Regions from separate parts of the Homo sapiens genome. Here region 1 is linked to region 2. Evidence: read pairs that join two places in POLR2A ChIA-PET (ENCODE). Cell type or tissue: IMR-90. All regions are shown on one strand.

Region 1 (2,500 bases), 230 kb after region 2:
TGCTCAAGTTGTCCCTTCTATGTAATGCCCTCTATCCCGCTGCCCCTGATGTAAACTAGCTTTCATGCAAGGCCTTTGAGGACCCCCTACCAGGCCCACCCCAGGCAGAGTGACTGGCTCAGCTTTGCTCATGTGGGCAGTAGTCCTCTCCTTCACTGAACTATCATTATGCCTGAACTGCCTCCCACCTGGAATATGAGTTCCTTGGAAACTGGGCTAGATCCTGTGCACAATTGCCCCCATGCCCAGTGCCTGGTGTGGCATGCAGCAGGAGCTCAATAAAGAGGTTGTAGGCCAGGTGCCATGGCTCATGCCTGTAATCCCAGCACTTTAGGAGGTCGAGGCAGTCAGATCACCTGAGGTCAGGAGTTCAAGACCAGCCTGGCCAACATGGTGAAACTGTGTTTCTACTAAAAATACAAAAAATTAGCTGGGCATGGTGGTGTGCACCTGTAAACCCAGCTACTTGGGAGGCTGAGGCAGGAGAATTGCTTGAACCCAGGAGGCAGAGGTTGCAATGAGCCAATATCGTGCCTTTGCACTCTAGCTTTGGCAACAAGAGTGAAACTCTATCTCCAAAAAAAAAAAAAAAAAAAAAAAAAAAAAAAAAAAAAAAAGAGGTTGTGAATAAGAAGCTTGGGCCTGGAGATGACATGTGTTCTTCAATGCATGGCGGCTCACTCCGTGTTGACTGTAGAGTGGGACTACATTCCTCCCCTCCAGGTAGCCTGAGCCAGGGAGAAAGCTGGGGAGGTAGAAGCTTTCTATCAGCCTCTGGTAGAAACTGAGTTTGGTCAGGCACAGTAGCTCACACCTGTAATCCTAGCAGTTTGGGAAGCTGAAGGGGGAGGATGGCTTGAGCCAGGGATTTGAGACCAGCCTGGGAGTCCCAGTCTCTACAAACAAATTTAAATATTAGCCAGGGATTGTGGCATGCATCTGTGTGGTCCCAGCTACTTGGGTGGCTGAGGTGAGAGCATTGCTTGAGCCGTGGCATTTGATGCTGCAGTGAGCTATGATTGTCCCACTGCACTCCAGCCTGGGTGACAGAGTGAAACCTTCTCAAGAAAGAAAATAAAGAGGGCTGGGCGTGGTAGCTCACGCCTGTAATCCCAGCACTTTGGGAGGCCGAGGCGGGCAGATCACGAGGTCAGGAGATCGAGAACATCCTGGCTAACACAGTGAAACCCCGTCTCTACTAAAAATACAAAAAATTAGCTGGGCGTGGTGGCGGGCACCTGTAGTCCCAGCTGCCAGGAGGCTGAGGCAGGAGAATGGCGTGAACCCGGGAGGCGGAGCTTGCAGTGAGCCGAGATCGCGCCACTGCACTCCAGCCTGGGCGACAGAGTGAGACTGTCTCAAAAAAAAAAAAAAAAAAGAAAGAAAAGAAAAAGAAAAGAAAATGAAGAAAGAGAGAAGGCCAGGCATGGTGGCTCATGCCTGTAATCCCAGCACTTTGGGTGGCTGAGGCAGGCGGATCACCTGAGGTCAGGAGTTCCAGACCAGCCTGACCAACATGGAGAAACCCTGTCTCTACTAAAAATACAAAATTAGCCAGGCATGGTGGCGCATGCCTGTAATCCCAGCTACTCAGAAGGCAGAGGCAGGAGAATTGCTTGAACCCTGGAGGTGGAGGTTGCAGTGAGCTGAGATTGCGCCATTGCACTCCAGCCTGGGCAACAAGAGTGAAACTCCGTCTCAAAAAAAAAAAAAAGAAGAAGAAGAAGAAAGAAAGAAAGAGGGAGAGAGTGAGAGAGAGAAAGAAAGAAAGAAATGCAGGAAGGAAGGAAGAAGGAAAGAAGGAAGGAAGAAAAAAAAAGCGGGGGGGCCTGGTGCAGTGGCCCACGCCTGTAATCCCAACACTTTTGGAGACTGAGGTGGGTGGATCACTTGAGGTCAGGAGTTTGAGACCACCCTGGCTAACATGGTGAAACCCTGTCTCTATTAAAAATACAAAAATTAGCTGGTTGTGGTGGCGTGTGCCTGTAATTCTATTCAGGAGCTATTCAGGAGGTTGAGGCAGGAGAATCGCTTGAACCCAAGGCGGAGGTTGCAGTGAGCCAAGATGACCATACCACTGCACTCCAGCCTGAGCAACAAGACCAAAATTTAGTCACACACACACACACAGAAAAGAAAGAAAGAGAAATTGGGCTTGGTTTTGGCTTCTTACCTCCCACTGTCTAGGCTGAGTTTTCAAGGTTTTCCATCTCAGAGGCTAGTGGAAAGGGCAGAAGGGAGAAAAAAAGCTAGGGGGAGGGGGCAGCTAAGGAGCCTTTCCATGAAGGAAGAAGGTCCTGGAGCCTGACAGTCCCCAGGAGCAGCGACAAGAAGCAGGGGAGGGAGAGGACTGCTGCTGGCTGCTCCACCCCCCACACACATAATGTGGGGTCTCGCGTCTGCCTCTCTCCCGCCCCTAATTAGCAGCTGCCTCCCTCCATATTGTCCCAGGCCAGCGCCTCTTTTGTGCTCCCAGATTCCTGGGTGCAAGGTGGCCTCA
Region 2 (2,500 bases):
CATAAACCTAAACAGTATAGCCTACTGCACACCTAGGCTATATGATACAGCCTATTGCTCCTAGGCTACAAACCTATACAGCATGTTAATGTACTGAATACTGTAGGCAACTATAACACAATGGTAAGTATTTGTGTATCTAAATGTGTCTAAACATAGAAAAGGTGCAATAGCCATGGCACGGTAGCTCACACCTGTAATCCCAGCACTTTGGGAGGCCGAGGCAGGTAGATCACTTGAGGTCAGGAGTTAGAGACTAGCCTGGCCAACATGGTGAAACCCCATCTCTAAATAAAAATACAAAAATTAGGTGGGTGTGGTGGTGGGTGCCTGTAATCCCAGCTACTTGGGAGGCTGAGGCAGGGGAATCGTTTGAACCTGGGAGATGGAGGTTGTGCCTGGACAAGAGAGCAAGACTGTCTCAAAAAAATAGTATAGTATAGTAAATACATAACCAGTAACACAGTCATGTCTTATCAATATCAAGTATTATGTACTGTATATAATTGTATGGGCTAGACTTTTATACAACTGGTAGTGCAGCAGGCTTGTTTACACCAGCAATCACCATAAACACTTGAGTAATTCATTTCACTAACACATTATGATGGCTACAATGTTATTAGGTGATAGGAATTTTTTATCTCCACTACAATCTTTTTTTTTTTTTTTGGAGACAAGTTCTCGCTCTGTTGCTCAGGCTAGAGTGCAGTGGCACAATCTTGGCTCACTGCAACCCCTCTGCCTCCCAGGTTCAAACAATTGTTCTTCTTCAGCCTTCCGAGTAGCTGGGATTTACAGGTGTGAGCCACCATGCCTGGCTAATATTTTTGTATTTTTAATAGAGACAGGGTTTCACCATGTTGGCCAGGCTGGTCTCGAACTCCTGGCCTCAAGCAATCCACCTGCCTTGGCCTCCCAAAGTGCTAAGATTACAGGCATAAGCCACCACAACCAGCCTCCATTACAATCTTATGGGACCACGGTTGTGTATGCCGTCTGTTGACTGAAACGTTGCTATGCGGCTCATGACTAAAAATGTGTTCTGGAGCAGTTTTGAGGAGGCAAAGTCAGTGACCTACATATGGACCAGCAGCAAAGGCCCATCAGACCTGCTCCAAGTGCCTGGGGATAAGGGCCAGGAAGCATTTAAGGGATTAGGTGTCTCATGGGCATTAAAGGGTAGGGCACCAGGGCTGGAACGAGAGCCTGATGGCTTCTCCTCCCCAAATCGCAATCCAACCTGTACCTCTTTCCTGGATTCAACGCAAATTAGGGCTACCTTGCTCTAGAAGAACCCCAAACCTTTGTCCAAAAATATTCTCAACCCAGGGCTTTGGTCCCTTTCATCCCTAAAACCCAGCGGCCATGGAGAGTATGCATAGTACATCCCTTCCTCCCAAACTGAGTTTGGGTTGTTTTTCCTGGTCACTGGGTCCAAAGCAGGGAGGGTATTTTTAGGGGTATTCCCAAGACGAAAGGAAATCATGCTATCCCTGGGTTCCTCCCTCCCTTTTTTTTTTTTTTTTTTTTTTTTTGAGAAAGGATCTTAGCTCTGCAGCCCAGGCTGGAGTGGTGGTATCATAGCTCACTGCAGCCTCAAACTCCTAGGCTCAAGCAATCCTCCCATCTCACCATCTCAGCCTCCCAAGTAGCTGGTACTACAGGCACAAGCCACCATGCCCAGCTAATTTTTAAATTCCTTCCGGCCTTCTTTCCTTCTTCTTTTCTTCTTTTCTCTCTCTCTCTCTCTCTCTTCTTTCTTTGACAGAGTCTTGCTCTGTCACCCAGGCCGGAGTGCAGTAGCGTGATCTCAGCTCACTGTAACCTCCACCTCCTGGATTCAAGCAATTTTCATGCCTCACCGTCCTAAGTAGCTGGGATTACAGGCATGTGCCACCACACCTGGCTAATTTTTGTATTTTTAGCAGAGACGGGGTTTCACCATGTTGGCTAGGCTGGTCTCGAACTCCTGACCTCAGGTGATCCACCTGCCTCAGCCTCCCAAAGTGCTGGAATTACAGGTGGGAGCCACTGTGCTCAGCCTAAATGTTTTTTCTAGAGGGTCCCCACTGTTGCTTAGGCTGGTCTCGAATTCCTGGGCATAAGTGATACTCCTGCCTTGGCCGCCCAAAGTGCTGGGGTTACAGGCGTGAGCCACGCGGCCTTTTTATTTTTATTTTTCATATTGTAAAGATCAAAGTCAAAAGCATGAGGAGACAGCAAAGAGTGGGCAACTGATAGCAAGAGGGGAGGGGATATTATTGCTAAGCAACTAACCTCAGAAGTAGGAGTGGCTTGGGCCATTTTTTTTTGGAAATATAACATTGTGAATATTTCATCATTCTGTCATTAGCATTTTTTAAATTTTTCTTTTCTTTTTTTCTTTTTTTTTGTTTTTTGTTTTGTTTTGTTTTTCTGAGACAGGGTCTCACTCTGTTGCCCAGGCTGGAATGTAGTGGCAGCTGTCACGGCTCACTGCAGCCCCTGTCGTCCGGGC

What was found. Peaks named below come from ENCODE experiments on the same cell type or tissue, not always from the same donor. Only the 100,000 strongest peaks of a DNase experiment are listed, where the experiment ranks them.
Region 1: POLR2A ChIA-PET joins it to region 2 with 19 read pairs; 6 of 35 experiments call an interaction of 5 or more read pairs at or near these places.

What each region holds. Positions count from the first base shown.
Region 1 is chr17:42,185,700-42,188,199 of GRCh38, reverse strand. No RefSeq gene overlaps it. Among named protein-coding and RNA genes, the nearest start is that of HCRT, 1.5 kb to the right of the region's middle. In IMR-90, no CTCF peak of the experiment used is centred here; no DNase peak of the experiment used is centred here.
Region 2 is chr17:42,415,632-42,418,131 of GRCh38, reverse strand. The region is part of intron 1 of CAVIN1 (caveolae associated protein 1); the gene reads left to right. Among named protein-coding and RNA genes, the nearest start is that of CAVIN1, 6.4 kb to the left of the region's middle. In IMR-90, no CTCF peak of the experiment used is centred here; no DNase peak of the experiment used is centred here.